Regions from separate parts of the Homo sapiens genome. Here regions 1 and 3 are each linked to region 2. Evidence: read pairs that join two places in POLR2A ChIA-PET (ENCODE). Cell type or tissue: GM12878. All regions are shown on one strand. Region 1 has its middle 80 kb from the start of RBBP6. Region 2 overlaps RBBP6 (RB binding protein 6, ubiquitin ligase). Region 3 overlaps TNRC6A (trinucleotide repeat containing adaptor 6A).

Region 1 (4,000 bases), 84 kb before region 2:
TTATTTCTACCTTGTTATTAAACATTTATTCAAAAATTCATTTTATTACATTGGATAGGTGTACCATAATGTATTTTTTTCACTTCTTTTTTTTTTTTTTTAAGACATGGTCTTACTCTCTTACCCAGGCTGGAGTAAAGTGGTGTTATCACAGCTTACTGCTGCAGCCTTGGCCTCCTGAGGTCAAGCAATCCACTCCTGCTTCAGCCTCCCAAAATGCTGGGATTACAGGTGTGAGGCACCATGCCTGGTCTTTTTTTTTTTTTTTTTTTACTTCTTATTGGGAATATTTCTTATTCCTTGCTCTTATGACAGCATGACTGATGAACAGTTATATATAATCTCTTATTATGTCCTTGTTTGTTTCCTCAGGATAGATTCCTAGAAGTGGAATTGCTGGACCAAAGGGTATAGGCTTTTTCCAGACTCTTGGTATATATTGCCAAATTGCTTTCCAGAAGGTTTTCCAAGTTTACACCTCCAATCAGGAAAGGGTGGATCTTACTTCAACTTCTTCAAAACTGAGTACTACGTGATTAGTTTTCCTTTATTCTTTTCTTTTGATTCATTTTTCTTTAATCTTTGCCTATTCAAAGATTAAAGGAATAAAATGTTTCTTGTTATTTGAATATGTGTTTATTTCAATACAAGCAAGATTAAACAATTTTATTATAATTACTATCTATTAGTGAGCACACCAAGAATTTATGTCTTTACTAATTTTTCATATTTAGATATTTCTGGAGATTTTCTTATTGAATTGCCAGATTACTTTTGATATTAAAGATTTTGTTTGTTTGTTTTTTGAGACAGGATGTCACTCTGTCACCCAGGCTGGAGTGCAGTAATGCAAACACAGCCCACGGAAACCTTTACCTCCTAGGCTCAAGCAGTTCTCCCACCTCAGCCTCCCGTGTAGCTGGCATCACAGACATGCACCATCACACCCAGCAAATTTTTTTATTTTTTGTAGAGGTGGGGTCTCACTTTGTTGCCCAAGCTGATCTTGCGGGCTAAAGCTATCCTCCCACCTCAGCTTCCCAAAGTGCTGGGATTACAGGCGTGAGCCACCACACATGGCCTTAAAGGCTTTTTTTCACAATGCTTTTTGTATTTTCATTTTGCTTAACACATTTGATTCACAGACATTTAAAGAATAATGTAGCAAAATCAATCATTTCCTCTAAAATTTCTTCTATTATTTTATGTTTAACGGGGTTCTCCTTGTTCCCTTACAATTTTACTAAACATGGTTTTGAATTTTATGGAGTAAAACCCAAGGGTATTCTCCTTCATGGAGTTTTTTTTTCCTGTTATGCTGAAAAAGGCTCTCATCCTCCCCAAGATCTGATAAAATAATCACTACACACATTTTCTCACATCTCTTTCATGTTTTCATTTTTTATGATTAGCTTTTCTTGGATAAATTAAAATTTATAACATTTTATTATAAAAATAGCATTTGTGACAAAAACATATGCATTAAATGATATTTAGGGAAATTTTAGTAAATAAAAAAGAAAAGAAATGGCATGTAAAATCTCAATAATGAGATTTTTTTTTTTTTTTTTTTAGATTCAAAGTCTCACTCTGTTGCCCAGGCTACTAGAATGCAGTGACATAATCATAGCTCACTGCAGCCTCAAACTCCTGGGCTCAAATTATTCTCCCACCTAGGACTACAGGTGCATGCCACCATGGCCTGCTATTTTGTTTTAAATTTTTTTGTAGAGACAGGGTCTCACTATGTTGCCCAAGCTGGTCTCAAACTCCTGGCCTCAAGCAATCCTCATGCCTCAGCCTCCTACAGTGCTGGGATTATAGGCATGAGCCACTGCACCTGGCCAGAGCACATATCACTTTAATGATTTTTTATAATACAGTAAACCTTTTGGGGCTCCCTAATTCCTTCAGGCATTCTTATCTTGGTACACTATACAAAGGCCTTCTCCTTTTTTTTTTTTTTTTTTTTTGAGATGAGTCCTCACTACATTGCCCAGGCTAGTCTTGAACTTCTGGCCTGAACGAATCCTCCTATCTCAGCCTCCCAAGTAGCTGGGATTGCAAGTGTGTGCCACTGCTCCCAGCTTACAAATCCTTTCTTAAATTTGTCTTCTTTCTTCTTTAACTGCACAAGGCACTTCTGCATCAGTTGTCGGAACTATTGCTGGAACAGACGTATAGGGACCTGATGCTCCTTGATACTTCAATTTTTTTAAAGATCCATTTTCTTTCTCCTAGTGCAAAGTTTCTCAACCTTGGTACTATGGACATATTGGCCCAGATAATTGTGGGGAGCTGTCGTGTGCACTGTAGGATGATGAGCAGTACCCCTGGACTCTACTCACTAGATTCCAGCAGCACACCCACCCCAAGTTGTAACAACCAAAAATATCTCCAAACATTACCTACTGCCTGTAGAGGAGGGGAAGGGAAGGGAAGAGGAGGGAGGGGTCAACCCCCCACTGAGAATCATCATCACACAGTGACAAACCCTCCACTCCATCCACAAGGATCTCAGCTGCCTGCATCACTCCTACTTAATTCTCTGAGACTCAGGTCAAGCCTTCCCTCTGCCTGAAATTGTTCCCTGACCTTCCCAAGTGAGCAAGCTGTATCACATCCCACAAAAGTGGGTGCAACCCTCTCTTTTTTCCTCTCTTATTGAACTGTCTTATAATCTTGAGTTTTGTCTGTTTCCCCCACTTGACCTTATGAACATCCCCCAAACACGGTACATAATAAGTGTTTGTAGAGTATATACAAAAGTCCTACAGCCTGTGTAGCCTATGGCAATCCCATATGAAATGTCATTTGTCTGTACATGGGAGATGGGACACAGAGAGTGAAACAGTGGAACTTTCTAGGTTCAATAGAGCAGGTACCTTGACCAGCATCAGGGCCACAAAATTATAACTACATATCTGCATTTTATCTCTGTGATGGCAACATCCTATGGGGATCTATAAATTGGATTTAGCCACCACCATCACCTCTTTCTAAAGCCAGGCCACCCTGTATTCACCCAGGTATTAGTCAGTGTTCTCTAGTGGGATAGAACTAATAGGATAGATGTACATATGAAGGGGAGTCTTTTAAGGAGTATTGATTCACATGATCACAATGTGAAGTCCCACAATGGGCCGTCTACAAGCTGAGGAGCCAGGAAGCCAGTCCGAGTCCCAGAGCTGAAGAACCTGGTGAACTTGATGTTCCAGCATGGGAGAAAGATGTAGGCTGAGAGGCTAAGCCAGTCTAGTCTTCTCACGTTCTTCTGCCTGCTTTTATTCTGGCCAAGCTGGCAGCTGATTAGATGGCACCCACCCAGCTTGAAGGTGGGTCTGCCTTTCCCAGTCCACTGACTCAAATGTGAATCCCCTTTGGGAACACCCTCACAGACACACCCAGGAACAATACTTTGCATCCATCAATCCAATCAAGTTGACCCTCAATATTAACTATCACAACCCAGTTGTAGGCATAAGAGCTGGACAATAAGATCACGAGACTTTCCCTCCACCTTGTGTGATAAGAAAGAAGTTGCCTGCCAATCAACAAGTGGAAAAAAACCCCAGGCAATAACTCCTTACAGACATGGCTTGCAAGACCACACCTTGGTTTAACAGGGCAATGAAACTGCCTTGCTACAAGCCTGATACAATGGCATTCCATGAAATCAGATGTTATCAAAGATCCATGGAACCCATGAACATACTTTCCTAGGTCTGGTGCAAACAGTGGCCCTGGGCATCACACCAGATTTGGGCTTCTGGGAAGATGACATTGATGCTTTGGGGGAGGCAAGTGAGGCCTACCGGTCTTCTTGTTTGAAGATTCCATCCTGGTACCACCCATGTCAAACGAGTAACTACCATGCCCCAAAACAACCAGACAGCCTGCTACATACTGGACGCCATGCTTAAGTTCCAGTACAATAAGAAACATTTCCTTGCCAAGCCAATAAAAATACCTTTTTCTCCCTCTGCTATTATCAGAAATC
Region 2 (4,000 bases):
TGCATTATAAATTTTCCTCTAAACTCAACTATGATACCGTCACCTTTGATGGGCTCCACATCTCCCTCTGCGACTTAAAGAAGCAGATTATGGGGAGAGAGAAGCTGAAAGCTGCCGACTGCGACCTGCAGATCACCAATGCGCAGACGAAAGAAGGTAAGGGCCGCTTGGTCTTAAGATATTTGGTGGCTGGAGAGAGATACTAGCTAGAAGGTGCCTGGCAGGAAGCTAACCGCCATTATGTCTCTAGTGGGGACTGTTCGTTCTAGTACTTTGGATACAACTTTCATTGATAGCCAAGGTTTGCAGCAGTTGGCCTTGGAGTTTCACTGGTTTATTTTATTTCTGCATACTTGGGTCATCTGTAACAGGCTAACCCAAAACGTGGAAGCCTGATTATTCTTCTCGCTGTTTTTTAAAATGAGGGAGGGAGGAGAGGGGGATAGCTATCTAGACTCTTTGAGTGCTTGTCTTAGGGCGTTTTCTAACTTATTTTCCATCAGGAGGGCAGGAGAGCCTGTGCAAAGCTTGTTTGTTCAATCAGCAAAAAAAAAAACAAAAAAAAAACCAAAAAAACAATTTTCTAACCTAACAACATTGTGGAGTTTGATGGCAAATTTTATGTCCTGCCTTCCTCCCTCCTCGCATTTATTTATTTGGAGTTGCTTGCCTGTGTTGTGGATAAGGGATCTGAACTTTAATATTTTTGAGGATTTAATCAGTATTGGAATTGTTTTTGGATCTTGAAATGTTCTGATGTCACCGCTCTTGTCTTGTGTGTCAATTCCAGAATTAGTAATACGGCAATTAAGTAGTTAAACTGTTAGTTCATCACATTACTCTTAAGCTTTATCAATTCGGTGAAGATCAAAAGTACTGATTTTTTTTAAAGTAGTAGTTGCTAGATTTTACGTGACTGTTGATACTAAGGTACTGAAAAATAGGCTGCTACCATAGAGTACAAATAAGCCACTGATAAGAATCGTTAGATTCTTTCTCCTTTTCAAAAGTATTTTGATAATATTGGGAACTTAACAGTAGATAAATGTGACAAGCAGTCTTTCCTGACTCTGAACTTGTTTTGGTTTCTTTTTCTCAGATCAGTAATGCTGATGTGTATTTTTTAGCAGTTCGGTGTTCTAAAAGTTACTGATGGAATGAGAAGAAGTGAAGTTACAATTAGGTTAGGGTATTTTTTTAGTCACTAAATTTTTATCACACTTAAGGTGTGACATGGATTCTTTTAGTTGAAATGGGAGGTCCCCCACCTCCAGCCTGTAGTTTAGGTAGAGTAAATCTTGTCATGTAGAAGACCAGTTTTCCATTTACAATGCAGACCTAAGTATAATTGTATTAGGTTAAGGAACAGCAGTGCTGGCATATCATGACTCAAAAATATTAAGGAAGAATTTATTTGCTCAAATGATATTATGTGAAAATACTGTCTGCTTCCCCACCTTTTAAAAACAAGTGTCATACCCTTTGATAATTGGAGCTATGTGTAATCCTCTGCCTAAGGAGAGGAAAAACTGGTGGTGGTCATGAACAGTTGAGAAATAGCTTTATTTAAGTGCCTCACAAGCATCCCTTAACTACAACAGTCACATTTCACAGAACAGATGGGTTTATAAGAAGTTTGGGCCATCTTGACATATTGAGTATTTATGAATGAGAGGAGAGACAATATGAATGGAATTAAAGGATATTAAGGCAATTTTAATCGTCATATATTCAGGTTTCATATTTTACTGGAGTATTACACAATCGAATCATTAGGGCTAGGCGTTATCCATCTTTTCGACCCAACAATTGAATGCAGCTTTTTTTTTTTTTTTCCCCTGAAACAGAGTCTCACTCTGTCACCCAGGCTGGAGTGCAGTGGCACCATCTTAGCTCACTGCAACCTCCGCCTCCCTGGTTTGAGCGATTCTCATGCCTCAGCCTCCCAAGTAGCTGGGACTACAGGCATGCGCCACTACACCCAGCTAATTTTTTTTTGTATTTTTAGTAGAGATGGGGTTTTGTCTTGCTGGCCAGGCTGGTCTCGAACTCTTGGCCTCAAGTGATCCACCCACCTGGGTCTCCCAAAGGGCTGGGATTACAGGCATGTGAATGCAACTTTAGACTGGGTAAGTTATAGTTAAAAGAATCCTGTCCGGAAATTTAAGAGTTTTGTGACTTTGTGTAACCAATTTTTTTTTCCTAGCCCAGGAAATAAATGATACGTAATTCAAACCCAGAAAGCCAGGAATGTGTTTTTGCCCAGCACATTTTCTTTTTTATATTTATGTGAACTGCCCTTTATTGGAGAAAGCTTTGATGTTCGGTTTGTTAAGAAAAGGGAGCTTTGAGGGAGAAAATGTGTATTTTATGCAGTCCTCAAATTAAGAGAGAAAGAGATATTGATGGTAGCTACTTAACTAGTTTTATGGGAAATAGTATCCAATGTCACAAGGCAGTTGAGTAGAATGCCATTTGGTTTTAGCACCGATATTCAACATATTTACTAAAGAAAACTATGGTAATCTTTTTATCACAGTTAAGGTCCAGTTTCTTAATTTCATTCTTATAATTTTAAAATCCCTAATCTACCATGTTTCTGTAAAACATTTCCTTACAGTTTTGGAATTATGTGCATGTTTAGGTCCCTTAAATCTTTTTTTTTTTTTTTTTTGGAGACACATCCTCACAGGCTAGAGTATAATGGCACAATTTTGGCTCATTGCAGCTTCAACCTACCAGGCCCAGGTGATCCTCCCACCTCAGCCTCCCAAGTAGCTGGACTACAGCCACACACCACCATGCCTGGCTAATTTATTGTAATTTTTTTTTATTTTATTTTGGTAGAGATGGGGATTTTGCCATGTTGCCCAGGCTGGTCTCCTGAGCCCAAGTGTTCTCCTGCCTTGGCCTCCCAAGGCCATCCCAAAGTGCTGGGATTATAGGCTTGAGCCACTGTGCCTGGCATAGGACCCTTAAATCTTGATAAGACTGAAACGCTTGGGTCAGAATTCCATGGATTTTAGACAAGAATCCTGCTTGTTTCTAGACTGTATTTCAAAATGAATATCAAGTAATCTTTGTTATATATGAGAAACTTTTCTGCACACCGACCCCTAAAAAACAAAACATCCTTCGTTCTGAAATTAAAGTGTGAGAGGTTTGGAAGCTGAATATGAAGTGTTTATAAATGACCCTTGTCACCTTTCTTACTCTCCATTTCTCGGATTCATTCTGTTTTTCATTTCATCCATGCCTTTCATGTCTGGGGTCAAAAAAACTGGCAAGCAGAAAGGGTCTTTTGAAGCCAACAGACTACTTGTTAAGGAGGTATTTTAAATGAAATACCCCCAAAGTGTCTTTATTACCCCTAGAAAGATACTTTGAGGGGTAAGAAATCATTGTAATTCAGGTATTTAAAAAGTCAGTTAGAACATCTGTTTTGAAGGGCATTGAGGCACCTTTTAGTTTGACACAGTACGGTGCTAATCAAATTAATAAGCTGTCTTGGAAAGCTCTTGTGAGTGCATTGAGTTGTTACATATTCAGAAACTTCCTGTCAGGTGTTTGACACAAAGTTTTATTTCTAGAATTAACTTTTAAAAAAATCTAGTCACCCCATGCTCTCAGTTTTTCTGACTCAAAGCTTCCTCGGAATTTGGGGCTATCATGAACTGTCCAAGATAAAGATTATAGTCCTACATTGGCATGCCTAAATCTAGGAAATTGCCTACCTCTAATTGAATGCCTGTGAGATAGTGCCTTCTACTTGAAGTATATAGAAAATAACCCTTGCCTGAACAATTTCATTTCTAACAATACTATTAGCATTATGACTAAAAATAATTAATATACATTAAAAGCCGAATATGCCTACATATGTGGTAAGCGTAATAATCGGAAGAACAGAGATAGTCACTTTGTGCAGAGTAACTTTAAGTGAAGCAAGTAAACTTAATGACAATAAAAAGGCCTGGTTGTGTGATTAAAGGAGATGGAT
Region 3 (4,000 bases), 260 kb after region 2:
TGCTGGTAGATGCTGCCAACCACTGGCGAGGTGAGCATTGTAGGTGCCTTGTTGCTGGCAAAGCTGCTGTGCTGCAGGAGACAGCAGACCAGAACTAAGAAACCAAACCTCTCCTCTTGCACCTTCTATTTACAAAATGTCAGTGCTAGCTGGCGAAGGAAAAAAACCTATAAAGGGCCTAAGTCCATTTTTTTTCACAGAGCAATCCAAAAGGGTAAAATTGGAGCTAGAGGAAATAAGTCAGTCATCCGCACAGATCATCCCAACCCTTTGACTACTCACCTTCCATATGTACTCTTCTGCACGCATTTGTCCGGTACAATGGCAACGCAACTCTGTATTTCTGCTTAACAAGATACAGCTTTCTTTCTTGCAAGTGAAGAAGTGTTCATCCTCTCTCTAAACTGAGGAGATGAACAGCCCCAAGGGTCATTGTATTCATCACTGGCTATATAATCACCCCAGAAATTCAGTCACAGTTTGTTACCTAAAGACTGAATTATAAAACCTAACATGTAATAACTTGTGAATAAGGTAAAAACAGGAAAAAAAATGCTTGGCCTATACAAATTAACACATCCATATGAGAAACAATAGAAAATATGCAAATCTACTACCATTGTTATTTCTGTAATTGCTCGTAAGCCATCATTGGTATCTGTGCCTTCCTCCCTTCACTGCCTATTCTGTACTTAACTCACTTTCAGGTTGAACCTCAGCTGCTCTTGGTTCTTTAGCTGGTGGAGTTAAGTAACCCAAACCTTCATTCACAAAGGATCTGAGCCCCCAGTTGTCCTTGCCTTTTATGGTTGCCATTGTTTTTCATTGGCCTTCACTACTGGGTATGGAAATACTAAGAAGCATCCCAGAGAATCCCCTGGGTTCCCGACAGTCTTCACTGCCTTCATTTCGTAATCACATCAGTTACCCCAGCCAGTAGACTAGTTTTGTTTGTTTGTTTGTTTGTTTGCCTGCTAGTTCATACCTCAAGGAGTGCAAAATGTCCCTGTAGCAGTCTTCATCTTCCAGGGCAGTGGAGCCATTGTTGCGGTTTTTGTTGGAAGCGTTTTCTCTCTCAAGGACTAAATTCTCTAAATCAGCAGTTGTCAGAACAGAAAGTGAGTGTTCTGTAAGTGGCTCATTAGGTATAATTGTGAGAGAAGCCGCTCGCACTTTCACCTTTTGATTCTCACAACTTACAAATTCTAGTAATTGGAGAGACACATACCGCATCCTCCTACGACAGATGCCCACCTTTTTAGGATGTTGTCTCCCAACTTGCTTTGTAACTGATTCTTTAGTAAGCCTATTAATTTGGTTAGCTACTTTCAGGCAATGGCATATATGGTAAGACCAGTTAATTCCATGGGCATGAACACAGTCCTGTATTTCCTCTGCTGTGACATGAGCTCCTCAGTAAGACATGATGGCTGTGAAGAGTGCCGATAGTGGAGAAGGCATCCTGTGAGGCTGTGGATAACAGAAGCTTTACAGGCAACAAAAATCTGTGTCCAGAATGTGAACCTTTTCCTGTTAGGACAAGTTTCTGCCTCCTTCATGGCTCACTGAATGGCACGGAAGTTGCTATGATGTCGTGCTGGTGGAACCTGTGGGAAATCTGCCCTCTAGAGTCCTGGGAAAAGGCATTCATGGAGAGGTATCTCACCGGAGACACTGCAGCACAACTGTGATGTAAGAGGGAGGGGAATGCTGGGAGAAGCTCCCACAGAGTGCTGCTGACCCACCAGGCAATGGAGAAGCTGCAAGGGCTGCCCATGCCTACCAAGTCCACATGCTGGCCCAGGAAGCAACACCCTTCCTCTTGCCCTGTCTCTCGAGCTCCCTCTTCTGACAAAGCCTCAGTACCAGCTGGCTAAGGAAAAAATGTAAAGAGTCCAGATATATTTTCATAGAGCAGTCAAAAAGGGTGAATTTGGAGCTGAGAGACAATAAATCAATAAATGGTCATTATTTGAGTTAAGAAATACAGGAATAGCAGGCTTGATAGATACTGCGTTTGAAGGTGCTCTGAAAACCACCTGGTCCAGTAAACAGTCGAAAATCTGGATGTGAAGCTCAGAATAGATGGGGCTGGTGATATGAAGTGTAATTAATTAGATGTGGATGATAGTGTAAGCTATAGGAATAGTTTGACTAGAGAGAGTTGGAGGATAATGGACCGAAGACAGTCCTGGGGAATAATGGCATTTAGGGGAGTGATCCTAAGCAGAAGTGGGACAAGTTAGAGTAGAATAATTTTTCAGACGCCAAGTGAGTACAGAGTTTTGAAAAGAAAAAACTGATTGTCAGGGAATGGATTTGACAGTGGGGCTCAGGGGTAGTCATTGGTAACTAATGGACCTTACTGGAGGACTGGTGGACTGAGGGGAGATTGCCACATTTGAGTTTCTTTTTAAAGGGATGCAGAAGTGTTGGAGAATGGTTTGTGGAAAAAATGTAACATGCTACTCTCTTTTTTTTTTTTTTTTTTGAGTTGGAGTCTCACTGAGGCTGGAGTGCAGTGGCGCAATCTCGGCTCACTGCAACCTCTGCCTCCCAGGTTCAAGCGATTCTCCTGCCTCCACGCCCAGCTAATTTTTTGTATTTTTAGTAGAGACAGGGTTTCACCGTGTTGGCCAAACTGGTCGCAAACTCCTGCCTGCCTCGGCCTCCCAAAGCGCTGAGATTACAAGTGTTAGCCACCGTGCTCAGCTGCTACTACTCTTTCAAAAGGTATTTGCATAGGCAAAAATAATGTGAATTATCAAGAAGGAACAGCTTGGAGAGAGAGTTAGGAGAACTGGTTGGAATTGGTTACAGGATTAGATGAAGAGAGTGGGGGAAAGAGTTCACAATGGCTAGCTTAGTTGTTATCAGTGAATTATGACATCTTAACAGGGAGAGAGAACAGAGGAGGGAGCTGTGGTAAGGATTATTGACATTCAAGAGAGGGCTCTTAAACAACTGTGAAAGGTGGATTTTTTAAATACCAGATTCATGACTGGAACAGTACTTCTTAGCTACTTTAAGAATTGTTTTCCTTTTCCACTTACCTGGAATGAGAGTAGTAAAGGTAAGTATTATGGTGGTGGCAGACATCTCAAAGAACAGCAGTTGCAAAGAAATGATGGATGAGATTTGAGGATTGAGAAAACGTCAAGAATGAGGAATAGGGAGATGAAAACCTGTGTTAACAGTGACAATGAGGCCGGGCACAGTGGCTCATGACTGTGATCCCAGCACTTCAGGAGGCCGAGGTGGACAGATGACTTGAGGTCAGGAGTTGGAGACCGCTTGGGCAACATGGTGAAGCCTTGTCTCTACAAAAAAATGCAAAAATTAGCTGGGGGTGGTGGTACATACCTCTGGGCCCAGCTACTCAGGAAGCTGAGGTGAGAGGATTGCTTGGGCCGGGGAGGCACAGGCTGCAGTGAGCCAAGATTGTGCCACTACGCTCCAGCCTGGGCAGCAGAGCCAGACACTGTCTCAAAAAAAAGTGACAATGGGACATCGAAATGGATGTGCTTTAGCAGGCAGGTAAAAATGTGGGACTGAGCTCAGTTGTGAAGTCTAAGCAACATGTTTATATTTGGGCATCACTTGAATGGGAGTGACTGCTGATACCCTGATAGTGAATGAAGTCTAAGGAAAGCAAGTTTACAGAGAGAGTCAAAAGACTGAGACCCTGAGTCTACTTTGTCAGCCGCAGAGTATCCCAGCATTGAAGAAGCACCCGAGGTGAGCTCAGCATGGGTAGAGGAAGAGAAACCAGAATGGACAGATGGTGAGGAGGGGTGGTAGAGAGCATTGTCCACTTTTAAAAGATTTGTTGAAATAGAGCAGTAGCTTTTGGGCCGGAGCTGGCTATATCCAGCAAAGATTTTGCAGGAAAAAAGTTTCCAGGAGAGAAGATCATTTTTTATTGCAGAGCAGTCAGAATGAGGAGAGGAGCAGACAGAGCAAAGCCTAAGAGAGGGGAAGATGTTACCCTGTCTGGTGT

Evidence for each region. ChIA-PET counts read pairs that join two places held together with the same protein. Peaks named below come from ENCODE experiments on the same cell type or tissue, not always from the same donor. Only the 100,000 strongest peaks of a DNase experiment are listed, where the experiment ranks them.
Region 1: POLR2A ChIA-PET joins it to region 2 with 6 read pairs; 2 of 35 experiments call an interaction of 5 or more read pairs at or near these places.
Region 3: POLR2A ChIA-PET joins it to region 2 with 9 read pairs; 8 of 35 experiments call an interaction of 5 or more read pairs at or near these places.

What each region holds. Positions count from the first base shown.
Region 1 is chr16:24,457,086-24,461,085 of GRCh38, forward strand. No RefSeq gene overlaps it. Among named protein-coding and RNA genes, the nearest start is that of RBBP6, 80 kb to the right of the region's middle. In GM12878, no CTCF peak of the experiment used is centred here; no DNase peak of the experiment used is centred here.
Region 2 is chr16:24,540,637-24,544,636 of GRCh38, forward strand. It overlaps RBBP6 (RB binding protein 6, ubiquitin ligase), which reads left to right. Exons shown (of 18, transcript NM_006910.5): 1 at 1-156. Among named protein-coding and RNA genes, the nearest start is that of RBBP6, 3.1 kb to the left of the region's middle. RefSeq lists an enhancer at 1-580. In GM12878, no CTCF peak of the experiment used is centred here; no DNase peak of the experiment used is centred here; H3K4me3 peaks cover 3,776 bases; H3K27ac peaks cover 1,921 bases.
Region 3 is chr16:24,799,061-24,803,060 of GRCh38, forward strand. The region is part of intron 11 of TNRC6A (trinucleotide repeat containing adaptor 6A); the gene reads left to right. Among named protein-coding and RNA genes, the nearest start is that of SLC5A11, 45 kb to the right of the region's middle. In GM12878, no CTCF peak of the experiment used is centred here; no DNase peak of the experiment used is centred here.